Regions from separate parts of the Homo sapiens genome. Here region 1 is linked to region 2. A link is a loop called in an ENCODE intact Hi-C map of the cell type or tissue named here. Cell type or tissue: HCT116. All regions are shown on one strand. Links, peaks and the distances in the headings refer to the core of each region. The heading gives the core; the rest is flanking DNA. Region 1 has its middle 20 kb from the start of ZBTB8A. Region 2 overlaps NHSL3 (NHS like 3).

Region 1 (15,348 bases), core at 3,562-11,561, 250 kb after region 2:
CTCCTGCCTCAGCCTCCTGAGTAGCTGGGACTACAGGCGCCCACCAAGACGCCCGGCTAACTTTTGTATTTTTAGTAGAGACGGGTTTCACCATGTTAGCCAGGATGGTCTCGATCTCCTGACCTCATAATCTGCCCACTTCGACCTCCCAAAGTGCTGGGATTACAGGCGTGAGCCACCACGCCTAGCCTTTTTTTTTTTTTTTTTTTTTTAAATAGAGACAAGGTCTCATGTTGTTGCCCAGGCTGCTGTCTAACTCCTGAGCTCAAGCCATCCTCCCGCCTCAGCCTCCCAAAGTGCTGGGATTATAGGCATGAGACACATTACCTGGCCTATTTTTATTTTTTGTGGAGACAGGGTCTTGTTTTGTTACCCAGGCTGGTCTTGTACTCCTGGCCTCAAGTGATCCTCCCACCTCGGCCTCCCAAAATGTTGGGTTTACAAGCGTGAGCCACCGTGCCTGGCCAGCTTACCCTTTTTCTCATGGTGGTTGTATTCTGTCCTGTAAAGTCATGTTCTCTGGAGTATTGGCTACTCTCTCGCTAATGCGGCGTTTCTGTGGTAAAGAACCAGATTATTTTTGTTCCCAATCTCTTGTGGGCCTATTTATTGCAGCAATATCAAATTGCTGTAAAACTTTTAAAATGCTTGCTCTCGCTTTCTGTACTCACCGTAGACTAGGTACATCATTCCTTGGACCACATTTTGACTAGTATTGTCCTAATGTGTGTTGGGAGAAGGTGTTATTCATGATGGTATACTGTATTAGTCTTATTAGTCTTTCCAAATGTTCCCTCCTTCATCCCAAGAGGATTATACATTTCCACCCATTGCTATGTGACTTTCAATGACTCTCTGTAGGCAGAGTGCAGTTCCCTGCTCCAGTGTCTGGCTTGGCCTTGGGACCTGCTTGGGCCAGTGGAATGTAAGCAGTGACAGCGTGCCAGCTCTGAACAGGAGCTTTAAGAGGCATGATGCATTTTCACCAGCAATCTTGTTCTTCCTCTCTGCTGCAAAAACAGTATGACCCAAGTAGGGGCTGCTCTTGCAGCTCAGCCTGGGTCATGGGGTGAGCACGGAAGCTGCCCTGTAGTCACCAACATGTAACGTGAGCAAGAAATAGATGGTTTTTGTAAAGCAAGGGTTGCCAAATTACAGTCCATGGGCTGAACCAAGTCTACTCTCTGTTTTTGTAAGATCTGTAAGCTAAGAATTGTTTTTTATATGTTTGTTTGCTTTTTGTGTGTGTGTGAGACAGGGTCTCGCTCCACTGCCCAGGCTGGAGTGCAGTCGTGCAATCACTGCTCACTGCAGCCTCGACCTGCTGGGCTCAAGCGGTCTTCCCACGTCAGCCTCTCAAGTAGCTGAGAATATAGGTGCATGCCACCAAGCCCAGCTAATTTTTTAAATTTTTTTGTAGACATGGGGTTTTGCCATGTTGCCCAGACTAGTCTCAAAGTCCTGAGCTCAAGCGATCCTCCAGCCTAGGCCTCCCAAAATTTTGGATTACAGGCATGAGCCACCACACCTGGCTTTTTTTTTTTTTTTTTTTCATTTTCGAAGGGTGGAAAAGTAATCAAAAGAAGAAGAATATCTTGAGATATTAAAACTATATGAAATTCAAATTGTTAGTATTCATAAATAAAGTTTTATTGGAACACAGCCATTCTCATTCATTTATATATTGTCTGTGGCTGCTTTCACGCTATAACTGCAGAGCTGAGTAGTTGCAGCAGAGACGATATGTCCATCCCACAGAGCCCAAGATATTTACTGTTTCACCTTTTACAGAAAACATTTGCTGGCCTCTGTTGTAAGCTAAAGAGATTTTGAGGTTGGTTGTTACCTCAGCAAAGATGACTAATGTAGTCAAGATGAATTTAAGGAGAGAGAGGGAGTAGCCCCAGAGCAGGGAGCACCAGGCACCACAAAACCACTCTGGCTCACTCCTGTTTGCCCTCACTGTGGTCAGGTGGCCCTTCTGAGCTTTCACCTTTAAACTCCTCGGAGGAAGTAGCATTGGGATGAGGCAGTCTCTTGGCTTGTAATTCCTTAGCCTTGGGTATTTGGAAGAGAGGCTGACAGTGAATGCGCACCTGCTCACACTTTCCCCATTCTTCCAGCAGGACTCGGTGCTGCCCTGACTTTACTCTGTCAGTGCTGGCAGCCTGGACTTTACTCCCTCTCCCTCTCTAAGTTTAATTGGAGCCTCTTCTTGGCTCTGTTTTTTTCCCTTTTATTATTTTTTTATTGATACGTAATAGATGTACATATTTTTGGGGTGCGTATGATAATCTGATATATTCATGTAATATGTAAAGATTGAATCAGAATAATTGGGATGTCCATCCCCTTAAATATTTATCTTTATTTATTTTATTTTTTTTTTAGACGGAGTTTCGCTCTTGTCACCCAGGCTGGAGTGCAATGGCACTATCTTGGCTCACTGCAACCTCCGCCTCCTGGGTTCAAGTGATTCTTCTGCCTCAGCCTGCTAAGTAGCTGGGATTACAGGTGCCTGCCACCACACCTGGCCCTAGTATGTCTTTTTGTTTTGTTTTTTAAAGAGACAGAGTTGGCTGGGCACGGTAGCTCACGCCTGTAATCCCAACACTTTGGGAGGCTGAGGCAGGCGGATCACCTGAGGTCAGGAATTCGAGACCAGACTGGCCAACCTGTCTCTACTAAAAATACAAAAAAATTAGCTGGTGTGGTGGTGCATGCCTGTAATCCCGGCTACTCAGGAGGCTGAGGCAGGAGAATCGCTTGAACCTGGGAGGCAGAGGTTGCAGTGAGCCAAGATCGCACCACTGCACTCCAGCCTGGGCAACAGAGCGAGACTGTCCCAAAAAAAAAAAAAAAAAAAAAAAACCGCATGCGGTAGCTCACACCTGTAATCCTAGCACTTTGGGAGGTTGAGGTATGTGGGTCACCTGAGGTCAGGAGTTTGAGACCAGCCTGGCCAACATGGCAAAACCCCACCTCTACTAAAAATACAAAAATTAGGTGCACATGGTGGCACGCACCTGTAATCCCAGCTACTCAGGAGGCTGAGGCAGGAGAATTGCTTGAACCTGGGAGGCAGAGGTTGCAGTGACCTAAGATCGTGCCACTGCACTCCAGCCTGGGTGACAGAGCGAGACTCCGTCTCAAAACAACAACAACAACAAAAACAAAAAACATACTAGGTCTTATTTTTTCTAACTGTATATTTGTATGCTTTTTTTTTTCTTTTTCTTTTTTTTTTTTTTTGAGATGGAGTCTCGCTCTGTTGCCCAGGCTGGAGTGCAGTGGCGCGATCTCGGCTCACAGCAACCTTTGCCTCCCAGGTTCAAGCAAGTCTTGTGCCTCGGCCTCCTGAGTAGCTGGGATTACAGGCATGCGCCACCACACCTGGCTAATTTTTGTATTTTTAGTAGAGACAGGGTTTACCATGTTGGCCAGGCTGGTCTGGAACTCTGGACCTCAGGTGATCCACCTGCCTCAGAAGCCCAAAGTGCTGGGATTACAGGCATGAGCCACCGAGCCTGGCCAGGAAAACTCCTATTTTTCCTTCAATATTCAGTTCAGACATCAACTCTCCTGGGAAGCCTTATGGCATCCCTCCGCTCTGCTTCTGGAGGGCCCTAAACAAACATCTCCATTACTGTTCTTATGAAAAATGTTCTTGACTTTTCCTCTGTCCATTTCTTCAACTATGGAGGACAGCCATTTCCTGTTAGTTTGCTGAAGTCACTTACATGTATGTGCCCTGTGTCAGGTCCACTGCTGATGTCAGTAGTGTACAGCCCAGAGACATAAACCATGCCACGAATTTGAACATAGAAACTTTAATATAAAGAATTATACTAAATTATCCAGGTGTGGTGGTGGACACCTGTAATCCCAACTACTCGGGAGGCTGAGGTGGGATTATCAATTAAACCCAGGAGGTGGCAGTTGCAGTGAGCCAAGATCATGCCACTGCACTCCAGCCTGGGCAACAAGACTCTGTCTCAATAAAAAAGAAAAAAGAAAAAAAGAAGCCAGGTGTGGTCGCTCACGCCTGTAATCCCAGCACTTTGGGAGGCTGAGGCAGGTGGATCACCTGAGAGGTCAGGAGTTCGAGACCAGCCTGGCCAACATGGTGAAACCCTGTCTCTACCAAAGATACAAAAATTAGCCAGGCATGGTAGCACATGGCTATAGTCCCAGCTACTTGGGAGGCTGAGACAGAGAATTGCTTGAACCCAGGAAGCGGAGGTTGCAGTGAGCCAAGATCATGCCACTACACTCCAGCCTGGGCGACAAAGTGAGACTCTGTCTCGGGGCAGGGGGAGTGGGGGGAAGAAAAAAAGAATTATTATTTTCATTTTTATTTTTTTCAGACGGCGTCTCGCTCAGTCACCAGGCTGGAGTGCAGCGACACGATCTCAGCTCACTGCAACCTCCGCCTCTGGGGTTCAAGCGATTCTCCTGCCTCAGCCTCCCGAGTAGCTGGGACTACAGGTGCACACCACCAAGCCCAGCTAATTTTTGTATTTTTGGTAGAGACAGAGTTTCACCATGTTGGATGGTCTCGATCTCTTGACCTCGTGATCTGCCCGCTTCAGCCTCCCAAAGTGCTGGGATTACAGGCGTGAGCCACTGTGCCCGGCCTAGAAAAAAAGAATTATTAACTAGTAAAAGGTGGGGAGACGTTTTTTGTTTTGTTTTGTTTTGTTTGTTTTTTGAGACGGAGTTTCACTCTTGTCACCCAGGCTGGAGTGCAATGGTGCAGTCTTGGCTCACTGCAACCTCCACCTCCCAGGTTCAAGTGATTCTCCTGCCTCAGCCTCCCAAGTAGCTGGGATTACAGGCGCCTGCCACCATGCCCAGCTAATTTTTGTATTTTTAGTAGAGACAGGGTTTCACATGTTGGCCAGGCTGGTCTCGAATTCCTGACCTCAGGTGATCTGCCCACCTCTACCTCCCAAAGTGCTGGGATTACAGGCATGAGCCACCACACCCAGCCAAGAGAGATTTCTTATAAGGAATTGGCTCATGGGATTATGGAGGCTCACAAATCCAAATCTGCAGTGTGGGCAGGCTGGAGACATAGGAGAGCTGACAGTGCAGTTCCAGTCCACAGAGTCTGCTGGAGAATCCCCTCAGGAAGGTTGCTCTTTGTGTTCTATTTGGGACTTGAGCTGATTGGATGAATCCCACCCATGTTATGGAAGGCAATCTGCTTTACCCAAAGCTCACAGATTTAAATGTTAATCTCATCAAAACACCCTCCAAGTTGACACACAAAATTGACTAGCACAGGTAATTATCTACTAAAATGGAAACAGGGCTCCAAAGAAAACAGGAATACAGCCAGGCATGGTGGCTCATGCCTGTAATCCCAGCACTTTGGGAGGCCGATGTGGGAGGATCACTTGAGCCCAGGAGTTTGAGACCAGCCTGGCCAACAAATTAGCCAGGCATGGTGGTGCATGCCTATCATCCCAGCTACTCAGGAGGCTGAGGCAGGAGGATCACCTGAGCCTGGGAGGTTGAGGCTGCCATGAGCCATGATTGCACTACTGCACTCCAGCCTGGGGGACAGAGTGAGACCCTCTCTTAAATACATAAATAAACAAACAGGAATAGCAAATGTAGCAAATGGCAAAGACAACAGGACCAGCTATTACCTTTAAGGTTGAAGGAGAGTACTCAAGGAAAGAAGAAACTTGCAAGAGGACTTCCTTTCCCATGCCCCACCAAAGACTGGGATTTAGACCTCTTCAGAGAGGATATGTCTGCCGCCTGCTGGATGGTGAAGTTCATTGAGGTGCCACAGGTGTGGGCTGGAAGATCTGTGGCCACCCACCAGGGTGCCAGCAAACTCACTGCAGGGTGGGCACCATTCCCCATGGAGCTGTACTGTAGGATGAAGAAGAAAGTTGCACTGAAGCCGGGCACGGTGGCTCAAGCCTGTAATCCTCGCACTTTGGGAGGCTGAGGCGGGTGGATTGCCTGAGGTCAGGAGTTCGAGACCAGCCTGGCCAACGTGGTGAAACCCCGCCTGTACTAAAAATACAAAAATTAGCCAGGCATGGTGGCGGGCTGAGACAGAAGAATTGCTTGAACCCCGGAGGCAGAGGTTGCAGTGAGCTGAGACCACGCTATTGCACTCCAGCCTAGGCAACGAGAGTGAAACTCTGTCTCAAAAACAAAAAAACAAAAAAAAACTTGGCCTGGCGCAGTGGCTCACGCCTGTAATCCCAGCACTGTGGGAGGCCGAGGTGGGCGGATCACATGTCAGGAAATCGAGACCATCCTGGCTAACACGGTGAAACCCCGTCTCTACTAAAAAATACAAAAAATTAGCCTGGCGTGTTGGCGTGAGAGCTGTAGTCCCAGCTACTTGGGAGGTTGAGGCAGGAGAATGGCGTGAACCCGGGAGGCGGAGCTTGCAGTGAGCCGAGATCGCGCCACTGCGCTCGAGCCTGGGCGACAGAGCGAGACTCCGTCTTTAAAAAAAAAAAAAAAAAAAAATTACACTGAAATCACTAAGCCCCTGCCTCTGCTATTGCAGTGTCCCTCTGGCGCCCTCTATTGACAGGGCCTAACATTGCTCTAGCTGGGAAAGAAGAAATGTTTATAGAGTCCAGCTGGTTGCACAAAGCAGGGCAAAAAAAGCTTAAGTTTGAAGTTAAGTGATGATAAATTGATAATTTGCATACATTTGAGGAATAAATGAATGTCTTCATCACCAAAACTGTAACTAACTAGGAGGATCATCGGTTATCTGAGATATTCAAGTGAGAAAAATATTTAAATTTAATAAAGAAAGATGTGGGACTCTTCATTGGAAGAAAAGGGGAAAATAGGCGGTTGGACAAACCGCTGGTGACCAGGGAGATAAAAGACTAATAGAAAGCAAAGAGGAGGGGCCTGGTGCGATGGCTTGCGCTTGTAATCTCAGCCCTTTGGGAGGCCAAGGCAGGAGATCGCTTGAGCTCAGGAGTTTGAAACCAGCCTGACCAACATGGCAAAACCCTATCTCTACAAAAAATACAAAAAATTAACCAGGCGTGGTGGTACGCACCTGTGGTCCCAGCTACTCGGGAGTACTACTTGAGCCTGGGAGACAGAGGTTGCAGTGAGCCAAGATCATGGCATTGCACTCCAGCCTGGGCGACAGAGTGAGACCCTCTCAAAAAAAAAAAAAAAAAAGCAAAGAGGAAACAAGAAGCTGGAACAGATACCTGTGAATTTGTACCAGCTCTTTAACAAATGTAATGATCTTACCCTCATCTTACTCATCTCAGAATTAGAAACTTATACTTTATATGTTTATTATTCCAGTGACTATAGTTCCCATACCACACTTCAAAACACATCATCTAACAATAACTGCAGTCATGCACCACATTTTGGTCAACAATAGACTGCATATACAACAGTGGTCTCTTAAGAATATAATGGAGCCGAAAGCTTCCTATTGCTTAGTGATGTTGTAGCTGCGGTAGCATCCTAGCACTGCGGTGACACTGGTGTAAACAAATCTGTGCTAACAGTCATACAAAATTCTAGAACACATAATTATGTACAGTGCAGAATACTTGATAATAAATGACTATGGGCTGGGCACAGTGGCTCACCCCTGTAATCCCAACACTTTGGGAGGCTGAGGTGGAAGGATCACGAGGTCAGGAGTTCAAGACCATCCTGGCCAACATGGTGAAACCCCATCTCTACAAAAAATACAAAATTAGCTGGGCATGGTGGCGCGCGCCTATAATCCCAGCTACTCGGGAGGCTGAGGCAGGAGAATCACTTTAACCTGGGAGACAGAAGCTGCAGTGAGCTGAGATCATGCCACTGCACTCTAGCCTGGGCAACAGAGCGAGACTCCATCTCAAAAAAAAAAAAAGTTACTGGTTTGTGTGTTTAAATACTATACTTTTCATCATTATTTTGGAATGTACTCCTTCTAGTTATATTTTTAAAAGTTTTCTGTAAAACAGCCTCAGGCAGGTCCTTCAGGCGGTATTCCAGAAGAAGATACCATGATCATAGGAGATGACAGCTCCACGCGTGTTATTGCCCCTGAAGACCTTCCAGTGGGACAAGATATATAGATAGAAAACAGTGATATTGGTAATCCTGACCTTGTGTAGGCCTAGTCTAGTCTAGTGTGTGTGTGTGTTGGTGTGTGTGTGTCTTAATTTTTCACAAAAAAAGTTTAAAAAGTAAAATTAGCCGGGTGAGGTGGCTCACGCCTGTAATCCCAGCGACTTTGAGAGGATGAGGTGGGCAAACTGCTTCAGCTCAGGAGTTCAAGACCAGCCTGGGCAACATGGCAAAACCCTGTCTCTACAAAAAGCCCAAAAATTAGCCAGTCATGGTGTTTCAAAAAAATTTTTTAAATAGGAAAATGCTTATAGAATAAGGATATAAAGAAAGAAAATATTTTTGTACCGCTGTAGAATGTGTGTTTTAAGCTAAGTGTTATTACAAAAGAGTCAAGTGGGTTTTTTTGGTTTTTGTTTTTTATTTTGAGACAAGGTCTCCCTCTGTCACTCAGGCTGGAATGCAGTAGCTTGATCATGGCTCACTGCAGCCTCAAACTCCCAGGCCTAAGTGATCCTCCCCACTCAGCCTCCAGAGTAGCTGGGACTATGGGCGCTACCATGCCCAGCTTATTTTTTATTTTTTGTAGAGATGGGATCTCACTAAGTTGTTTAGGCTGGTCTTAACTTCCAGGCTCATGCAATTCTCCGGCCTCAGCCTCCCAAAGTGTTGGAATTACGGGCTTGAGTCACCACACCTGGCCTAAGAAGTTTTTTGTTTTTTGTTTTTTTTTTGAGACGGAGTCTCACTCTGTCGCCCAGGCTGGAGTGCAGTGGCGCGATCTCGGCTCACTGCAAGCTCCGCCGCCCGGGTTCCCGCCATCTCCTGCCTCGCCTCCCGAGTAGCTGGAACTACAGGCACCCGCCACTACGTCCGGCTAATTTTTTGTATTTTTGGTAGAGACGGGGGTTCACTGTGTTAGGATAGTCTCGATCTCCTGACCTCGTGATCCACCCGCCTCGGCCTCCCAAAGGGCTGGGTTTACAGGCGTGAGCCACCGCGCCCGGCCGTAAAAGTTTTTTAAAAATTAAAAAGTGTATAAAGTAAAAATGTTAGAGCAAGCTAAAGTTAATTCACTATTGAAGAAAGAAATTTTTAAAAATAAATTTAGCCAGCTGGGCGCGGTGGCTCAGGCCTGTAATCTTAGCACTTTGGGAGGCCGAGGTGGGCAGATCACCTGAGGTCAGGAGTTTGAGACCAGCCTGGCCAACATGGTGAAACCCTGTCTCTACTAAAAATACAAAAATTAGCTGGGCATGGTAGCGCGTGCCTGTAATCCCAGCCACCCAGGAGGCTGAGGCAGAATTGTTGGAAGCCAGAGGCGGAGGTTGCAGTGAGCTGAGATCGTGCCACTGTACTCCGTCCTGGGTGACAGAATGAGACTCTGTCTCAAAATAAATAAATACATTTAGCCTAAGTGTACCGTGTTTATAAAGTCTACAGTAATGTCCTAGGCCTTCATATTCAGTTACCACTCACTCACTGGCCCTTCTAGAGCAACTTCCAGTCCTGCAAGCTCCATTTATATAGTAAGTGCCATTAGGTGGACCATTATAGGTGTACCTTTTGTTAATTTTTGATACTTTTTTTGGGGGGGTGGTGGGGGGACGGAGTTTCTGTCTTGTTTCCCAGGCTGGAGTGCAATGGCACAGTCTCTGCTCACTGCAACCTCTGCCCCGCTGGGTCCAAGCCATTCTCCTGCCTCAGCCTCCCGAGTAGCTGGAATTACAGGCTCGCACCACCACGCCCGGCTAATTTTTGTATTTTTAGTAGAGATTGGGTTTCACCATGTTAGCCAGGCTGGTCTCAAACTCCTGACCTCAGGTGATCCACATACCTCAGCCTCCCAAAGTTCTGGGATTACAGGCGTGAACCACCACGCCCAGCCAATACTACATTTTTACTGTACCTTTTCTATGTTTCAATACAGAAATACCATTGTGTTGGCCGGGTGCGGTGGTTCACGCCTGTAATCCCAGCACTTTGGGAGGCTGAGGCGGGCAGATCACCTGAGGTGCAGAGTTCAAGACCAGCCTGGCCAAGATGGTGAAACCCCATCTCTGCTAAAAATAAAAAAATTAACCAGGCATGGTGGCAGGTGCCTGTAATCCCAGGTACTTGGGAGGCTTGAGACAGAAAACTGCTTGAACCGGGGAGATGGAGGTTGTGGTGAGCCAGGATAGCACCGCTGCACTCCAGTCTGAGCAGAGCAAGACTCCGTCAAATAAATACATACATACATACATGCCATTGTGTTACAGTTGCCTACAGTTTTCAATACAGTAACACACTGCACAAGTTTGTAGTCTAGGAGCAACAGGCTATAGCAGCGGTCCCCAACCTTTTTGGCACCAGGGACCAGTTTTGTGGAAGACAATTTTTCCATTGAAGGCAGGGATGGAAATGGTTTTGGGATGAAACTGTTCCACCTCAGATAATTGGGCATTAGATTCTCATAAGGAGCACACAACCTAGATCCCTCGCATGCGCAGTTCACAGTAGGGTTCCCACTCCTATGAGAATCTAATGCCACCGCTAATCTGACAGGAGGTAGAGCTCAGGCAGGAATGCTTGCTCGCCAGCCACTTACCTCCTGCTGTGCAGCCCTAATAGACTAGGGACTGGTACCAGTCTGTGCCCCAGGGGTTGGGGACCCCTGGGCTATACCATATAGCCTAGTTATATAATAGGCTATACTATCTAGGTTTGTGTAAGTACATTCTATGATGTTCATGCAAATATGAAATTACCTAATGATGCATTTCTCAGAATGTATCCCATTGTTAAATGATAAAAGACTGTATTTTCCTTTTTTTTTTTTTGGACAGGTTCTTGCTCTATCACCCAGGTTGGAGTGCAGTGGCATGATCATGGCTCACTGAAGCCTCAACCACCTGGGCTCAAGTGATCTTCCCACCTCAGCCTGCAGAGTAGCTGGGGCTACAGGTGCGTGCCACCATGCCTGGCTGTTTTTTATTTTTTGAGACAGAGTCTCGTTCTATCACCCAGGCTGGAGTACAATGGCATGATCTCAGCTCACCCAGGAGCCTCCACCTCATGGGTTCAAGCGATTCTCCCGCCTCAGCCTCCCAAGTAGTTATTTTGTGTATTTTTAGTAGAGATGAGGTTTCACCATGTTGGCCAGGCTGGTCTTGAACTCCTGACCTCAAGTGATCTGCCTGCCTCGGCCTCCCAAAGTGCTGGGATTACAGATGTGAGCCACTGTGTCTGGCCTTAAACATTTTTTTTTGTAGAGATAGGGTCTTACTATGTTGCCAGGGTGGCAGTGAGGTCTGTGCTGCCTATAGACTCTTCAGAGAGTCGCCTCCAACAAGAACTCCTGGGCGCAAGTGATCCTCCCACCTTGGCCTCCCAAAGTGCTGGGATTACAAGTGTGAGCTACCGTGCCCAGCCTATATTTATTTTCATGAAAACTTTTACAAAGGGAATCACATTAAATGTCAGTTTCATCTAATGTTGTTTTACCTGAAATATCTTGCCAAAAATTATTGGTAATGTAATATTAGGCTAGTGTTTCCACAATTCATTTTATTTATTTGTCTACTGTATTGGCTACACAACAACTATCATGTTTCTGTTTTATTGTTTTTTCTTTTTCCTTTTTTTTTCTTTGAGATGCGGTCTTGCTTTGTCACCCAGGCTGGAGTACAGTGGCTCAATCGCAGCTCACTGCAACTTCCACCTCCCAGGTTCAAGTGATTCTCCTGCCTCAGCCTCCCAAGTAGCTGGGATTACAGGTGCCCACCACCACACCCGGCTAATTTTTGTATTTTTAGTAGAGACAGGGTTTCACTAAGTTGGCCAGGCTGGTCTCTAACTCCTGACCTTAGGTGATCTGCCCACCTCAACCTCCCAAAGTGCTGAGATTACAGGCGTGAGCTTACTAGACTTGCTTTATCTCATATCTGTCTATCACTCTGTCCATTCATCCATTCATTTTCCTTTTTGATACATTCCAAACCAAATTGCAGGCATCAGTATACTTCCCCCTTAAAAAAGGCTCATATATAATTAATTAAAGTTCAATGTTTATACATATTTTTTTCTTTCAAGGTAAAATTTACATACAATGACATGTACAAATCTTAAGTCAACTTTTGCTGAGTTTTTAAAAATCCATACACCTGTGTAACCAAAACCTCTATAAAGACACAGAACCTTTTACTGGTTGATTGAGACAGAGTCTTGCTCTGTTGCCCAGGCTGGAGTGCATGGCACAGTCATGGCTCACTGCAGCCTTGACCTCCTGGGTTCAACAGACTCTCGTGTCTCAGCCTCCCAAGTAGCTGGGATTACAGGCATGTGCCACCATGCCTGGCTCTTAGTTATTTTTTTTTTTTTTTTGTAGAGACAGAGTTTTGCCATGTTGGCCAGGATGGTCTTGAACTCCTGGCTTCAAGCAGTCCTCCTGCCTTGGCCTCCCAAAGTGCTGGGATTACAGATGTGAGCCACTACACCCAGCCCAGAACCTTATCATCACCCCAACAAATTCCCTCATGCCCCACCAGGTCAATTTCTTTCCTTAACTTCCTATAGGCAAACCTTCAACTTTGATTCCACAAAGTTTAGTTTTACCTGTTCTAGAACTTCATATAAATGGAACTATAAAACATGTGATTTTTTTTTTCTTTTTTTTTTTTTTTTGAGACAGAGTCTCACTGTGTTACCCAGGCTGGAGTGCAGTGGTGCGATCTCGGCTCACTGCAACTTCCACCTCCTGGGTTCAAGCAATTCTCCTACCTCAGTCTCCCTGGGATTACAGGCACTCACCCCCATGCCCGGCTTTTTGTATTTTTAGTAGCAATGGGGTTTCATTATGTTGGCCAGGCCGGTCTTGAACTCCTGACTTCAAGTGATCTGCCCGCCTCAGCCTCCCAAAGTGCTGGGATTGCAGGTGTGAGCCACCGCACCTGGCCAAACATGTGTTCTTTTGTGTAAAAATTATTTTACTCAGCATAATGTTTTTAAGAGTCATCCCTGTTGTTGCATGTAGCTGTAGTCCATTCATTTACATTGTTGAGTATGCCACTGTACGAATATATAAGATTATATATATTCTCCTATTGATGGACACCTGATCTGCTTCCAGGTTTTAGCTATTGTGAAGAGAGCTGCTATGCACATTTCTGTACAAGTGTTTTTATGCATGTACATTTTCATTTTTCTTGAGTAAATAACCTAAGAGCGGAATTGCTGGTTCATAGAGTAGGCATATGTTTAGTTTTATAAGAAACTGCCACATTAAAAAAAGAAAAAGACAAAAAAAAAAAAAAAAGAAAAGAAACTGCCACATTTTTTCCCCAAAGTGGCTGTACCATTTTACACTTAAAAAAAAAAAAAAAAGTGAGCACCAGTTGCTATACATTCTTTCCAAATTTGGCATTGTTAGTTTTATTCATTTTAGCCATTGTGGTAGGTGTGGAGTCATGTTCATTTTAAAGGCTGATCTAGGCTGAGCATGGTGGCTCATGTCTGTAATCCCAGCACTTTGGGAGGCCAAGGTGGGTGGATCATTTGACGTCAGGAGTTTGAGACCAGCCTGGCCAACATGGTGAAACCTCGTCTCTACTAAAAATACAAAAAATTATCTGGGCGTGGTGGCGGGTGGCTGTAGTCCTAGCTACTTGGGAGGCTGAGGCAGGAGAATCGCTTGAACCCAGGAGGCAGAGGTTGCTGTGAGCCGAGATTGCACCATTGCACTCAAACCTGGGTGACAGAGTGAGGCTCTGTCTCAAAACAACAAACAAGCAAACAAAAACAAAAACCTCTTCCTAGTACCTTATCAACTGGATATTATGAATCATTTTAATTGTTGCTAATTTGATTGGTTAAAAAATAGCAACTATCTATTGTTTTGACCTGCATCCTCCCCTCACCAGTGAGGCTGAACATCTTCTCATCTGTTATTGAGTATTGGGTGTTCATTTCTTCTCCTGTAAATTCCTGTCCATAGCCTTTGTCTTTTTTGTTGTTGTTGTTGTTGTTATTTGGGTTTTTTCTTTTCTTTTTTTAGACAGAGACTCGCTCTGTTACTCAGGCTGGTGTGCAATGGCGCGATCTCTGCTCACTGCAACCTCCGCCTCCCGGGCTCAAGCAATTCTCCTGCCTCAGCCTCCCAAGTAGCTGGGACTACAGGTGCATGCCACCATGCCCGACTAATTTTTGTTTATTTAGTAGAGACAGGGTTTCACCATGTTGGCCAGGCTGGTCTCAAACTCCTCACCTCAAATGATCCACCCACCTCGGCCTCCCAAAGTGCTGGGATTACAGGCGTGAGCCACTGCGACCGGCCTTTTTCTTAAGGAGCTCTTTGTGTATTATCAATATCAATTCTTTTTCCATTATATGTTTGACAAATATATGACTCCAATCTTTTTCATCTTTTAACTTTGTTTATAATGTCTTTTATGTTACAAAACATTTTATTTTGACCTAGTAAACCTTACTTTGGACTACACAGTAGTTCATTCTTTTCTTCTGTGGTCTCTGGGTTTTATGTTTTTTCTTAGGAAATATTTTCTCACATCAAGTTTATATTATCTGTTATTTTCTTTAAATATTTTAATGACTTTTTTATGTTTAGAACTCTTACCTATCTAAATGTTATTTCGCTGTATATGATCTAATTTTTTTTTCCAATATAGCTATCCAATTGTCCCAATAATGTTTATTTAATAAGGCATCCTTTCCTTCAGATTTAAAAAGCCACTTTTTTCAGATATTAAATTTACATATAAGCCAGGTGTGGAGGCTGACACCTGTAGTCCTAGCTACTTGGGATACTGAAGCAGGAGGATCACTTGAGGCCAGGAGTTCAGGGATGTAGCGCATTATGATTGTGCCTGTAAGTAGCCACTGCACTCCAGCCTGGGCAACAGAGTGAGACCCTGCCTCTTAAAAAAAAAACTTACATATATTCAAGAGTCTTTTTCTACATATGATATTGTTTTCCATTCATCATCCCCTGATGTCTTAGTTGGTTTTCTGTTGCTATAACAATACCAGAGACTGGGTAATTTATAAAGAAAAGAGGTTTATTTGTTACAGTTCTGGGGGCTGGGAAATCTAAGACTGGGGCGTGCATCTTGTTGGCTTTTGGTGAGAAGGCATAAGAGGGTGAGGGAGCACACTGAGAGCCAAGTGGCTTTTATAACAAATCCACTCTGTGATAACTAACCTGCTCCCACAATAAATCTTTAATCCATTAACCCATAATCCATGAATGGATTAATCTATTTATGA
Region 2 (14,965 bases), core at 1-8,000:
TTATTTATTTATTTATTTTTCCAAGATGGAGTCTTGCTCTGTCGCCCAAGCTGGAGTGCAGTGGCACAATCTCAGCTCACTGCAACCTCCGCCTCCCAGGTTCAAGCAATTCTCCTGCCTCAGCCTCCTGAGTAGCTGGGATTACAGGTGCCTGCGACCACATCCAGCTGATTTTTGTATTTTTAGTAGAGATGGGGTTTCACCATGTTGGCCAGGCTGGTCTCAAGCTCCTAACTTCATGTTCCACCCACCTGGGCCTCCCAAAGTGCTGGGATTACAGGCATGAGCCACTGTTCCAAGCCTCCTGGCCATGATTTCTCTCACGCCTGTAATCTCAGCACTTTGGGAGGCCAAGGCAGGCAGATCACCTGAGGGCGGGAGTTCGAGACCAGCCTGACCAACATAGAGAAACCCCGTCTCTACTAAAAATACAAAATTAGCCAGGCACAGTGGCGTATGCCTGTAATCCCAGCTACTTAAGACGCTTAGGCAGGAGAATTGCTTGAACCTGGGAGGTGGAGGTTGCAGTGAGCCAAGATCACGCTATTGCACTCCAGCCTGGGCAATGAGAGCAAAACTCCATCCCAAAAAAAAAAAAAATTGAGGGGTTGCACTGTATAGTATTCTACCATAATTATCAAAATCTAACTAAGCTCTTTTTTTTTGGAGACGGAGTCTCACTCTGTCACCCAGGCTGGAGTGTGGTGGCGTGATCTCGGCCCGCCACAACCTCCTCCTCTCAGGTTCAAGTGATTCTCCTGCCTCAGCCTTCTGAGTAGCTGGGACTACAGGCGCCCCACCACCACACCCGGCTAATTTTTTGTAATTTTAGTAGAGACGGGGTTTCACTGTATTAGCCAGGATGGTCTCAATCTCCTGACCTCGTGATCCGCCCACCTCGGCCTCCCGAAATGCTGGGATTATAGGTGTGAGCCACCACGCCCGGCAATCTAACTAAACTCTTATTAGACATTGAGGTTATTTGGTTTTTCACTGTTAGAATGATGTGACAGATGTGACAGATGTCTTCATGCATAAGCCTTTGCACTTAGGTTTATTTTCTTAAACTAACTCCCTAAAATGAACTTACTTGAGTCAAAAGATGAATGTGAAAGCTTTTGACAAACATTTCTTAGAAAAGCTGAGCCAGCTTACCTTACCCTACTGGTATATAAGAGAGTTTTCAGGCTGGGCGCAGTGGCTCACGCCTGTAATCCCAACACTTTGGGAGGCCGAGGCAGGCGGATCACTTGAGGTCAGGAGTTCAAGACCAGCCTGACCAACATGGAGAAACCCCGTGTCTACTAAAAGTACAAAATTAGTCGGGCGTGGTGGTGCATGCCTGTAGTCCCAGCTACTCGGAAGGCTCAGGCAGGAGAATCGCTTGAACCTGGGAGGCAGAGGTTGCGGTGAGCCAAGATCACGCCATTGCACTCCAGCCTGGGCAACAAGAGCAAAACTCTGCCCCCCCTCCAAAAAAGGGGGGGTTTTCTTGCAGTCCCACCACCATCATTAAAATCTCTCTTATCTGTCTTGTCCAGGCTGACTTCAAAATTTCTGAGGAGTGCATCGCACAGTGGAAGCAAACCAACTTCATGACCAAGCTGGGCTCCATTTCCTGTAAATCGCTGAAAGGGGGGAACATTAGCTAGCCAGCCCAGCATCTTCCCCCCTTCTTCCACCACTGAGTCATCTGCTGTCTCTTCAGTCTGCTCCATCCATCACCCATTTACCCATCTCTCAGGACACGGAAGCAGCGGGTTTGGACTCTTTATTCGGTGCAGAACTCGGCAAGGGGCAGCTTACCCTCCCCAGAACCCAGGATCATCCTGTCTGGCTGCAGTGAGAGACCAACCCCTAACAAGGGCTGGGCCACAGCAGGGAGTCCAGCCCTACCTTCTTCCCTTGGCAGCTGGAGAAATCTGGTTTCAATATAACTCATTTAAAAATTTATGCCACAGTCCTTATAATTGGAAAAATACTGGTGCCCAGGTTTTCTTGGAGTTATCCAAGCAGCTGCGCCCCTAGCTGGGATCTGGTACCTGGACTAGGCTAATTACAGCTTCTCCCCAACAGGAAACTGTGGGATTTGAAAAGGAAAGGGAAGGGAAAACAGAGAACCTAGTGGTCTACCAAGTGGTTGGCAACTTTCCCAATGTCTGCTTACTCTGAGGCTTGGCACTGGGGGCCAGGGCCTGCCCCAGGGCTCCTGGAATTTCCCTTGATCCAGCTAGGCTGGGACACTCCCTAAATCAGCTGCGTGTTGTTAGCATCAGGCAGAATGAATGGCAGAGAGTGATTCTGTCTTCATAGAGGGTGGGGTACTTCTCCATAAGGCATCTCAGTCAAATCCCCATCACTGTCATAAATTCAAATAAAATGTCTGAACAAGGGTGTCTGGATGTGAGCTGGACCATCTCAGGAGAGAACACAAGTGTGAGGCAGCTGCTGGCCCCTCACCTAGTCTGGGGTTCCTTTACCCTGTAATGGGGGGTGGGGGGTAGAAGATGGACAAGACACCTTAACAGTCCCTTTGGCAGTACTAGGCAGAAGAGGCCCATACTTGGGTCCAATGTGTGCAGCAGGCAAAACATTTTCCCTTCTAAATGTGGGCCCAGACCACTGCCCTGTCCCCCCCACATTAAGAAGCAGTAGCCACAGCCAAGTTTCAATCATTTAATTAACATCTTTAAATGAAACACAGTTTTCTTCATGTGTCTCACTCAGGCTTCAGGGCAGAGGGAATGGATTTTTAGACATATCAAAGACTCAAAAATTTAAAGAAATATATATATGTATATATATACTTCTAACATTTTATGGAAATTAAAAATCAGAGGCTTTTGGTCTCTCCATTTACTCTAGGTCAAGCTCATTTACCCCAGAGGACAAAGAAGGGCTGCCTCTTCTAGACCCTCCCTTCTCCTTTGTCCTCTGTCCCACCCAGCAGGGAAACAAGCTCAGAAGATCCTAACAGGATAGAGTTCCAGTAATGTTGGAGGAGGGAGAGGGAAAGAGAAGTCAGGTTCTCTCCCACCTCCAGCCATTCCCAGGTTGCTGCCAGGGCCTGGTTTCATGCAGCTTTGACCCAGTCCTGGATCCTAGGGGGTGGGGTAGATCAGGAGCTCTGAGCAGAACAGTGCTCACTGATTATCCTCTTTCCCCAACTCAGTGGGCAGGTGCAGCGTACACCCAGCAGCACTCTCCACTGCCCACAGGCAAGGGAAGAATATTGATTGATTAGCTACAAGGAGAAGACAGTAGTGACTAGTGGAAAACACCCTGGAGAGGGCCAGAGGAACCTGGCTCTCACCACATCCCCTCTGTTCCCAGCCTTGGTGAGGGGGCGGGGAGGTCATGTCAACCTCTCTCCTTGGTGGTGAAGCTAAAAGCAAGGTTCCTTGCCAGACTCAAGCCCAAGTCACTGTTAAGGAAAGAGGATCAAGAAAGAAGCGGTGGCCCTGGGGGGCAGCCACGCTGCTGTGGACCCACAGGGGCCAATGGGGAAGCCAGCTTGCCTAGACAGGTGGCACAGGCTGAAAATAGAAAGGTTAACATTCCCGGAGAGTACAGTAAGAGAGGCTGATACCTAGGGGACCACCACCCAGCCTGCCCTAGAAGCACTGGGTGCCCCTCATTGACTAGAGAAGACTTGAGTAAAATGCACCTGTGGCTTCCCATCCTTGTCACTCAGCGTTAGCTGCCCCCAGTGGAACCACCTGTGCTGAAAGGCAGCTGCAGAAAGGACATGCACCGAAATGAGGAGAGAGAAAGGTCAGAGAATGAAGTGTGGAGGGCCAGGCCTGGGCCCACTGCTCAAGGAAGCTCCCCCCCTCCAGATGCTCCCTTCCATCCACCTCCTCAGTGCTTGCTCAGCCCAAAGGCTCCTGCCTCTGAAGTGCTGGGGGCCCACCCACCCCAGTGTGGTCAAGGAGGCAAGGGGCAGGTGCTTGACACTGCCAAGTGCCCCGAGATGACTCTACTGCTCACCCATTTCTTTGGGCCCTGGCAGTCTCCTACTTGTCCCCAGCATGGAGCACCTGGCAGAACTGGAAGGCAGGAGGGTGGTTGGTGAGTTGAGGCACAGGAAGGCCAATCCCCTCTGCACCTTTTGTGCTTTGGAATTCCACAGCCCCACACCTGCCCCCAGCCTAGAGAAGCCTGTGGGAACACAATGACTTGGCCACCTTCAGGAACCAAGAGGAGTAAACTGGACTGGGCAGGAGGGCACAGACTGGTCCCAAGCTATGGGCTGACTGCCGGGGATGGATTCTGCTGCCATGTAAACAGGCCCTTGGAATGCAACTTCCTGGGCCCTGGAGGATGGCCATGCAGCCACTTTTCAAAAGTGCTTTGATTCTGGACTATAGTATGTGCATGGTTTGGACATGAAAAAAAATGAAACTCAGGTGAGGTGTCCTGCTCCCAACTCTGCAGCCTCAGGGCCAGCAGGGGGCGCAGCCACCCTCTCCCGCCAGCTACCCACTTCAAGATGAGGCTAAGGCCAAGACTGAAGCGGCAACTGCCAGAGGTGAACCCATTCGGGAAAAGGCATGAGCGCAGGATGACTCTGAGGACAGGAGCAACACCAGGCTTGCATAAGTATCGAAGGCCGTGGAGGTTAAGGCTGCAGGCGCCCTCTCTATTAGGTTGTGTCTGCTGTATCCTCTCGTCCTTGGAGCTGCTCGGGTCCCTGAGATTGTGTTTCTGGGATGGGTCAGCAGTGCCAGTGAGGTGCCTGGTGGTCAGGCCAGCTCTTTCTGTGAGTCTGGGGGAGAAAAATAAGAGACACTTAGCAAGGGGCCTCCTGGCTTGGTTCTGGCACTAGGAGCCCAACAAAGCATACCCTCACCCAACCTTCTTACCGCTTTGATTTACTGACAGTGCCCGCAGCACTGGGCTGGACACCCTACACATGTTCAGACACTATAATGTAGGTGTCACTGCCCCACACTTTACAATGTAGCTAGGAAGGGTAGGGAAAGAGGCAAAGTTGGAATTCAAACACAGTAGGCCTGACACTCACACACCATTCTCCTCTGGGCCCCAGCAAGGGTGACAGCTTGCCCTTCCCAGGCATTCTCAGACCAGAAAAGTTAAAGATCCAAGAACAAATCCCCCATGGCGGGACTTCAGATTCCTACTTCCCATCATCAGCAATGGGACCTCACCCTAGCACTGCCCACTGTACCTGAGCCCGGGAGGCCCATCTTCTCCTCTGGGCCCACCAGCTGCAGGACACCTCCATTCTCCGCCAGCTCCCTCTTAGTCCTGTCCTGGGTGTGAGGGAGCCCATTGGTGGGAGGAGCAGTAAGGGGCTCAGCTCGAGGGTAACTGGGGGAGGCGGGTGGGGGGACTCCCACAGACGGCTTGCGGGCCACAGGTGGGGGAGCCTTAGGTGACTTCTTTGGGGCCTGGGGTGGCCGCTGCTCTGAGATGCTCCGGAGTTCTGCCACCAGATTCCGCTGGAGGTCAGCCTGGGTCTCAGGGGACACGGGCCGCTCCAGCTGCAGCTTCCTAGAGCCCTTGGAGAAGATGAAACTGGCCGTTGAGGCAGGGGACTGGGGAGGCCGTGGCTCTGCCTCAGGCGGTCCGTTGGGCTGAGCACTTGAGAGGCCTTCACTGGCGGCCAGGCTGCAGGCCTTGAGTCGGACCGCAGCATGGAGCCCTGAGGAGGGGGCAGGCACTGGGCTGGCCCGCCCTGACAGGGCCCTTCGCAGTGGTTTCTGGGGGGCCGATGGCCCCAGTGCTGGGGTGGGAGCCCCTCCTGGAGCACCCACGGAGCGCAGCCGCACCATCTGCAGGAGCGAGGGCGTGACCAGGGGCGCACCTACGTCCTCCCTGGGAGGCCCACCACCCTTGCTACAGCCCACCGGTTCCTTCTGAGGGAGCTTGGCCACATGCCCTGGGGCGGAACTAGCAGGAGCTGGGGCTGGCGGAGCTGGAGGAGGGTCTGGGCTACCCGGGGGCTGAATCTGCAAAGCAGTAGCTGAGGAGGACGAAGCAGCCGGGGAGCTGACAAGCTCTGGGGAGCCTGAAGGGCCTGCAGGCTCAGGGCTGGCCACAGAGAAAAAAGCCTCCTCTGGTGGGGGGAAGTCAGCCATGGACAGGTCCTGCTCCTCAGGGGCAGGGGGTGGGGGAGGGGGCCAGTTGGGATCTTGGAGGGGCTCCTCAGCAGTCTCTGAGGCAGATGGTGCCTCCACAACCACCTCTGGCTTCTTAGTGGGTGGTGGGGGTGGATGATAAGATGGGGGTGGGGAAGGTGGGGGTGACTGGTCTTTGGAGATGACAGGAGACTCCTGCAGTGGAGTCAAGGTTGTCTGGGGAGTGGGAGGGGACTGAGGACTGGCGTCAGTGGTAGAAACAGGCCCAGGAACCACAGCAGGGGCGGCTAGAGCAGGGGCAGCTGGGTTAGGGCTCCTGGGCTTGGAGGGAGGTGGGGAGAAGGGGGCAGGCACCTTGGGGTGAGGAGGTATGACAAACCTGTCACCCAGGGGGGTCAATATCTGTGGCCCAGAGCGGTCTGAGGGGGCTGGGTCAGAGGAGGAGGAACATAAAGACGTGAGGGAAGAGGAGACGGAGGCCCCAGGGGAGCGAAGAGACGTGACACGCTCTGGTTTAGGGGGCTGGGCCTTGCCTGGGGAAGCAGGGGGACCTGCCAGGCCCTTGGGAGGGAGGGTGGGAGTACCACTTTGGCTCGAGTATCCACTGGAGGGCGAAAGTGTCCGTTCTGGGGACCGTGGGGGGCGCCGGGAACCACCCGGAGACAAGCCAGGTACCCAGCTGTTGGCTGGGTTGGGTGGACAGGGTGCTGCCCCCGCCCCTTCTGAGCCACCAGTGGTGGGTGGCCGAGGCAGCTGGGGCTGCTGCTTACGCTCAGGCTTAGGGGGCAACCCTAATGGCCCATCAGGCACTGCTAAGCCCCGCTGATGGAGGGAGTGGGTCCGGCGGGGAGGGGGTGGAGGCCGCTTCAGCTTACGCAGGGACACACTCCGGCCAGACAACTGCCCACTGCTCCGAATGCTGAGTGTGTCTGAGGCCTCAGCAGTGCTGCCCCCACTGGGAGAGCCCCTCCCACTGCCTCCCTGGGGAGGGGGTACCACGCTATTGCTAGCCGTAGAGCTCTCCGGCTGGCCCTCAGAGCCACCCTTAGAGGAGAGGGTGGAACCGTCAGACACAATGGTGTCGGAGGATTGAGAGTGGCTCCAGGTGTCACTGGAGGAGGATGGGTGGCGGCTGCGGGGCTGTGGGCTGGAGACGGAGGAGAAGCGCCCCAGCGAGCGGACTGAGGCTGGGCTGGCCGAGTGCAGGCTGCAGCGGCTTAGTGTGCGCAGGCTGCAGCGGCCTAGGGCCACCACGTCCACTGTAGGCGGCAGCACAGCATGTGGAATCAACTTCGACAGGTAGGTGGCCTGGGGGGAGATGGACATGGCCGGGCTCAGGGGCTCTGCAGGCCCTGCCCCTCCTGTCAATCCAGGCACTGCTAGGGACATGGGCCGGGTCAATGGTGGGGCCCGGGTACCCGTGGACCGGCCAACAAAGGTGTCATCCCGGTAGACACGGTCAATGTGGCGCTGCAGCATGGCCTCTGTCTCAGCGCCAGCCTCCGCCTCCGCCTCCAGCGCCTGCAGGGACACCCGGGCCCCCATCCCTGAGGTGCCTCGGGGGCGGCCGTCCACTGTGGGGATGCGTACGGCATCCCGTGCACCAGGAGCCCGGGGCGTGCCTGGTGCCTCACGCTCATTCCTCAGGCCTGGAAGGGACAGGGAGGAGGTGGGGTCAGCAGAGAGGGGATGACCAAGGCTCCCCACCCACCCCACCACTGCCCTCCTAACCCAGGCCTCACCAAGCTCCTTCTGCACATGCTGCGGGAGTCCCAGCACAGTGCTCCGCCGCTCCCGCCGACGCCGCCCTGACTTTCCAGATTTGGGAAATGAGTCATGGGGTCGGAAGGTGGAGCCTGGGGGCCAGTCGTGGGAGAAAAACTGTTAGAGCAAAGGACTCCAGGCACATTCTGCAGGGCACTACTTTTGTAATAAGAGCTCTGCGAGAAATGGTTTCCACAGTCAAGTAGGTATGGGCAAGGCTAGGTTAAACAAAGCTAGAGGCTTCTTTCTGTAAGACTAAGGCTACTAAGTCAATGATGGTAATTTCCCTTTAGTGATAGCTTACTATTTAGTAAACATATTATTACGTGTTAGTCGTCATTCTAAACATTTGGCATTCATTCCAATAGGGTACTTATCCTCATTTTTATAGAACATCAAACAGAAGTTCAGAGAGGTTAAGGGTTTTCCCAAGGTCACACAGCTGGCACTAGTTAGTTACACCAGGCTTCCAACAGTTAAGATTTTCTAACTCTTTTTTTATTTTTTTTTTGAGATGGAGTCTCACACTGTCGACCAGGCTGGAGTGCAGTGGTGCAATCTCGGCTCACTGCAAGCTCCACCTCCTGGGTTCACGCCATTCTCCTGCCTCAGCCTCCCAAGTAGCTGGGACTACAGGCACCCGCCATCAGGCAAGGCTAATTTTTTGTATTTTTAGTAGAGACGGGGTTTCATTCACCGTGTTAGCCAGGATGGTCTCGATCTCCTGACCTCGTGACCCGCCCACCTCGACCTCCCAAAGTGCTGGGATTACAGGCGTGAGCCACCGCACCCGGCCGCCAAGATTTTCTAACTCTTAACTGCTTTATAGTTAGTGTGTATCACGAATGTGCAAGAGGACACAGGGTACTGTGTTTCCCGAATTCATTGAATCAGAGAGCCTGGTGAAACACTGGATAAGGAGGAAAAGAAGCTACAGATGCTGGGACCCAATGGAGCCCACTGTCCCTCTCCCCTGCCCATGAATCCACCTTTGCGCTGGATCATCTCCGAGCGGATGGAGAGCGCGTCCTCTGCTGTGGAGCTCTCAGCCACGTAGGATGTGGTCTGACTGCAGAAGGAGATGTTGTCTTCATCCGGCCCCGTCCGGGAGGACTATCAGGGTAGAAGGAGATCTGGGTGGGGCTGTCTCCTCAAGGCTCCCCATTGGAACTTTTTTTTGAGACAAATCCAGCTCAGGCTGGAGTGCAGTAGCGAAATCTTGGCTCACCACAACCTCCGCCTCCCAAGTTCAAGCGATTATCCTGCCTCAGCCTCTCAAGCAGCTGGGATTATAGGTACCCTCCCACCATGCCTGGCTAATTTTTGTATTTCTAGTAGAGACAGGGTTTCACCACTTTGGCCAGGCTGGTCTCAAAATCCTGACCTCAAGTGATCCGCCCACCTCAGCGTCCCAAAGTGCTGGGGTTACAGGTGTAAGCCACCTCGCCCAGCCTCCCACTCGAACTTTTGAGTCACAGATCCCCTCCAGCATCACCTAGCACTGAGCAACCCTGAACTAGCCCTCAGGGTTCATTTAGTGTAGCCCTTTGTGATAAAGAAACTGAGACCCAGAAATGTTCCAAGACATCCTTGCCAGGGGTCAAGCAGGTAGAGAAGAGTCAGGACTGAGCTGGAGGCAGGGCTCACCTGGATACTCTGGGTGTCTCCATGGTCCCAGCCACCCTTGTTCAGTTTCTGTTTCTCTGGAAGACACCAGAAGGGTCTGTTGGGTTAGGCCCCTGACCTTGACAGCTGACAGTGCAGCACTGGAGGGAGGAGAGGGGAGGGGAGTGGAGAGGAAGCTTACCTTGGTGTTGTAGGGAGCGGAGCCCCTCCTGGGCCTGAGTGTGCAGCTCTTCCAGGTGGGGGGGTCGCCCACTGGGAAAGAAGACGTTGTCCTGGTGCTCATCCACTGCAGACCCTGGCCCCTGGCCAGGCCCTACACTTAGATGTTTGTCATTCTCAGCCTTGGCAGAGCCTAGTAGGAGGGAGGAGGAAGGGAAATGAGGTAAAGGCATCTGGGCCCTGCAGGGGCACAGGTCTCACGGCAAGGGCAGTCATGGTCCCCAGACTGCACACGGCCATTGCATATACAAGCAATGCCCCCTTCCCCAGTCTGGACACATAACCCACAGTTCTGGAGTAAACACTCAACACACACAGCCCCCATATACACAAACTACACCCAAGTGTACATAAATCTGAGTACCCACACCACACAAAGGGCCCCATATAAGGCCCCACACACAGGGCACACAGGTACACAGGTCTACTGTGTACGTACACAGCACTCACAGATGTCATTCATGTATATAAACAAAGGGCATCCGAGTATAAACACACATAGGTACACACACCAAGCACACCCAGCCCGCACGTAAACACACAACACCCACAGTCCCTGCTCTGTATATACACAAACAGTAACCAAGTATACACACGACTATGTACTCACACGTCACTCAGAGCCCCACAAAAAACATCCCGAGTATACACATAGCCCATAGTAAATACATTGCTCTCGCCTCCATACCCAAAACCCCACTTCACAGGAAAACAAACCACTCTTTTCATGCCACCACTTGAACCAGGTCCAGGAAGAAGATATCACGGGAAATCAGGAAGGAGAGACAGCTGGCATGAGTTACAACCATATTCCCAGAAAATCCTAGGGGGGATGCAGACCAAGGAGATAGCCTCCTGGGTCCCCTACTCACCCATGTGGCTGCCCCTTAGTGGAAGGATGGGCAGGGGAGGGGAGAAGAAAGACCCAGGCCCCTCCACCCGCCCAAGGGAGCTCCAGTCTCTCTTGGGGAAATAGTCCCAGGTATCCCCCTCTCCTGGAGGCCCTGGCCCTGGCCCTGGCCCCTGTTGCAGAGGAGCCAGGGATCCATTACAAAGGATCCTGTTACAAGCCCCGCCTGTGGAGGGGCTGGCCATCTAATCCTGGGGATGGGGGGCTGTGTCAGCACTTTGCAGCCCCAGCCCCCCCTTTAAATGAAACCCACAACATAAGCAAAAGCGCTGGAAGGGTCATGTGACCTTGGTAACACCTTATAAAGGGACGGGAACAAAACAAGCCCTTTAAAGGGCCATGCTCCAGGAGCAGGGTCTTCAGTTCAGAAACCTGCCTTTCCTCCTCCCTCAGCCCATTCGTCAACAGCCAGAGCTCCTGCCCTAGGGAGTCTGCAGGAATCCCACAGGTCAGAGCTAGGAGGCCCCCAACAGATCCAACCAGACCAGTGCCCGAGATCCCCAGATTTTACAAGTGGGGAAACGGTTCAAAGGGGCAAGGCCTTGCCTAAGGTCACCCAGCAGTAGGAGTCAGACTGACCCTGGACTCAACTCCAGGTTCCCAGAGGGGACTCCCGGATCACACTCAGAGTAGGGGCCCCCAACCCTCAAAAGTCCAATAAACTCTTGTCCCTATGTCTTAATCCAGGTCTGAAAGCCCAATTCCTAGGAGAAGGAAGGAGGAACAGGCCCCTCCCTCCAAAACTTCTCCATTCCCAGGCCTCTAAACAGGATTTCACTGAGCAGGCTTCCCAACTTCCAGTGGTACTACTCTCCTCTCTTCTGGGCCGCCCACGTCCCATCCTCCCCGGCACACTAGGAAAGGCTAGTACATCTTGACTGGGAGGCTGTACCCAGTAAAGTGTGGGTACCCCGGCAGGGAGGCAAGTCTCACGGGAGGGCTGCAGGCTTCAAGGTCAGAGACACCTGGATCCATCCTCCCAACCCACAAGCAGGGCCCAGACAAAGGCAGCAACAAAGCGGCTGGACAAAAGCACAGCCGGATGGGAGATTCTGGCCTCATTATCAGCCCCCAGCCCCACCCCATTACTTTTGCCCAGCCTTGATTCCTCATTCTACATAAGGGTCTGGGAAAGGGAGGCATCGAGCATCCCTCCCCTCCCCCCAAGCCACACCCACTCACCCTTCTTCTTAAACAGCCCTAGGAGCGCCGGGAGGCGGCGGCCAACGAACACCACCATGACTGCGGGCGCCACTCGAGACGTTCCCTATCCCACCCTGCCTCTCCAGAGCAGAGCGCGGGGCGTACCTTCACTGTAACCCAGCACTATGGGGATGCGAGCCCTCCCGCCCCGCCGCAGAGCACCGGCTCCAGACAGAGGAGGGGGAGGGGCTGCTCTCCATGTCCTCCTCCCACCTTCGCCACTGATCCCGCCCATCTGCCGACCCCACCCCTTAAATGGGGTGCAGGGGCACAGAAAGGCAACTGAGGCCAGGAGTCCGTGGGTGCTCTGCTCCAGTAGAGTATGATTAGGAGGACCGAAGATACTCAATCCAGCAGCAGATCACTCACCCTGCCTGCAAGTCCAGAGTTAAGGCAGGGGTCCCAGCTGCCAGATGGTAGGTGGAGGGGCTACCAGACTAGACTTGGCAGGGTGCCCACCTGCAAGCCTCCTGGCTGCCTAGCGTAATTCCCTGGGGAAAGAGCTCGGAGCCTGCAGCAGCCAGGCAGGAGCCCAGAGCTGCTAGTGGGATGGCAAGGCTGTGGGCAGAGGCCCCCAGAGGGGCAGGGGCCAGTCCCAGGACACAGTCCTGGGAAGCCAGGGAGATGCCCAGAGCAGAACCACAGTGGCTGGCAGTACAGCCCCTCATACATAGGTTCAGCCCCACACTTTCCAAAGGACTTTCTTCCTACTTTGGCAATGTGACATCAGAAGCCCAGAGAAACACAGTAAACTCTCCAAGATCACACTTAATCTTGCAGAGGCTAGACTTCAAAGCAGACCTCCTTCTCCCCTAGCCTGGAATTCTTCACATTGGCCCCACGCTGTCAGTGATTCTGTCCTGGATCACCAGGCAGGGAGAACAGAATTAGCCAAGAAACAGTCCATGGGTGAAGGCAGTAAAAAAGGAGGTGAGGTGGAGAAGTACTGGAAAAGAAGTCAGGTCGAGGTTCAAATCCAGCTCCATCACACAAGTCACGATCTCATATGAAAATAAGGCTAATAACTCCTCTTTTTAAGATTGCTGTGGCTCACGCCTGTAATCCCAGCATTTTGGGAGGCCAAGGTGGGCAGATCACTTGAGGTCAGGAATTCGAGATCAGCCTGGCCCAACATGGTGAAACCCTGTCTCTACTAAAATTAAAATTAAAAATTAGCTTGGTGTGGTGGTGCATGCCTGTAATCTCAGCTACTCGGGAGGCCGAGGCAGGAGAATCTCTTGAACCTGGGAGCCGAAGACTGCAGTGAGCCAAGATCCCACCACTGCACTCCAGCCTGGATGACAGAGCAAGACTCCATTTCAAAAAAAAAAAAAAGAAAAAAACAAGATGGTTGTATCCATTCACTTGATCAGCAAACATGTGTTAACCTAGTACTAGGGACTATAGTTAATGGAGAAGAACTTTATCTTGTTCACCAGTTTATCCCCAGAGGCTAAATCAGTGCCTGGAACATGTTATGAGTTGAGTTCAAAAAATATTTGATGAATACATGGATGAGGTAAACTAACAATGTAATTTTGGGTAGTGAAGACTCCAGAGCTGTAACAGGAAGCTTTGGTGGGGCCGGGGGGCGGGGAGAGTGGTTTAGTTAGGTTGTCAAGAAAAGCCCCTCTAAGAAAAGAATAGGCTGGGCATGGTGGTTCACACCTGTAATCCCAGCACTATGGGAGGCCGAGGCAGGAAGATGGCTTGTGGTCAGGAATTCAAGATCAGCCTGGGCAACAAGGCAAGATCCTATCTCTACAAAAAACTTTGAAAATTACCCAGGCGTGGTGACTCACAGCTGGGGTCCCAGATATTGGGAGGCTAAGACAGGAGGATTGCTTGAGCCTGGGAGGTTGGGGCTGCCGTGAGCCATGTTTGAGCCACTGCACTCCCGCCTGAGTGACAGGCATCTTTAAAAAATAAAATCAGCCAGGCGCGGTGGCTCACACCTGTAATCCCAGCACTTTGGGAGGCCAAGGCAGGCAGATCACCTGAGGTCAGGAGTTTGAGACCAGCCTGGCCAACATGGTGAAACCCTGTCTCTACTAAAAGTACAAAAAAATTAGCCGGGCGTGGTGGTACACACCTGTAATTCCAGCTACTCGGGAGGCTGAGGCAGGAGAATCGCTTGAACCCGGGAGGCAGAGGTTGCAGTAAGCTGAGATCCCGCTACTGCACTCCAGTCTGGGCAAGAGTGAGACTCTGTCTCAAAAATAAATAAATAAAATACAATAAAATAAACAGAAAAGGACATTGGAACTGACACTTGAATACTGAGGAGCCAGTCAGGGCAGGTACCTGGGGAAGAGTCTTCTAGACAGGCTACAGCAAGTGGAAAGGCCTTGAGGCAGGAGTGGTGGATTTCAAGGAAGAGAGAGGAGGCCAGTATGGCTGGAGGATTGAGCAATGGAAAGAATGGTAGGAGACGGAATCAGAGGAGAGCAGGCGACAGGTCAGGCTGGGCCCCATAAGCCTTGAGGGTTTCAGCTGGGTAGTGACACTGTTAAAAAATATTCTGGCCGTGCACGGTGGCTCACGCCTGTAACCCCAGCACTTTGGGAGGCTGAGGCAGGTGGATCACTTGAGGTCAGGAGTTCAAGACCAGCCTGACCAACATGGTGAAACCTTGTCTCTACTAAAAACACAAAAATGAGCCGGGCATGGTGGTGGTGTGTACCTGTAGTCCCAGCTACTCAGGAGGCAGAGGTGAGAGAATTGCTCAAACCCAGGAGGCAGAAGTTGCAGTGAGCTGAGATTGCACCATTGCACTCCAGCCTGGGTGACAGAGAGAGACTCCGTCTCAAAAAAAAAAAAAAAAAAAATTCCAGGCTAGCACTGTGGCTCACACCTGTAATCCTAGCACTTTGGGAGGCTGAGGTGGGCAGATCACCTGAGGTCAAGAGTTCAAGACCGGGCCGGGCGTGGTGGCCCATGCCTGTAATCCCAGCACTTTGGGAGGCCAAGGTGGGTGGATCACGAGGTCAGGAGTTTGAGACCAGCCTGGTCAATATGGTGAAAGCCCGTCTCTACTAAAAATACAAAAATTAGCAAGGCGCGGTGGCGGGCGCCTGTAATCCCAGCTACTTGGGAGGCTGAGGCAGGAAAATCGCTTGAATCCGGGAGGCAGAGATTG

Evidence for each region. Hi-C counts contacts between places; a loop is a spot of excess contacts. Peaks named below come from ENCODE experiments on the same cell type or tissue, not always from the same donor. Only the 100,000 strongest peaks of a DNase experiment are listed, where the experiment ranks them.
Region 1: it touches region 2 in a loop (16-fold over the local background); 38 of 110 quality-filtered maps call a loop at or near these places.

Annotation. Positions count from the first base shown.
Region 1 is chr1:32,511,817-32,527,164 of GRCh38, reverse strand. No RefSeq gene overlaps it. Among named protein-coding and RNA genes, the nearest start is that of ZBTB8A, 20 kb to the left of the region's middle. RefSeq lists enhancers at 5,766-5,885, 5,936-5,985. In HCT116, for the core only: a CTCF peak has its summit at 6,577 (motif pointing left); a DNase peak (open chromatin) is centred at 6,544; H3K4me3 peaks cover 428 bases; H3K27ac peaks cover 402 bases.
Region 2 is chr1:32,762,668-32,777,632 of GRCh38, reverse strand. NHSL3 (NHS like 3) reads right to left here. Exons shown (of 7, transcript NM_020888.3): 2 at 9,676-9,846; 3 at 9,516-9,571; 4 at 8,858-8,981; 5 at 7,847-7,960; 6 at 5,192-7,753; 7 at 2,663-4,768. The coding sequence ends at 4,746. It overlaps YARS1 (tyrosyl-tRNA synthetase 1), which reads left to right. Exons shown (of 13, transcript NM_003680.4): 13 at 1,542-2,394. The coding sequence ends at 1,652. Among named protein-coding and RNA genes, the nearest start is that of NHSL3, 28 kb to the right of the region's middle. RefSeq lists a silencer at 4,331-4,625 and enhancers at 7,243-8,158, 10,205-11,098, 11,099-11,991. In HCT116, for the core only: a CTCF peak has its summit at 4,426 (motif pointing right); DNase peaks (open chromatin) are centred at 4,472 and 7,958; H3K4me3 peaks cover 295 bases; H3K27ac peaks cover 4,265 bases.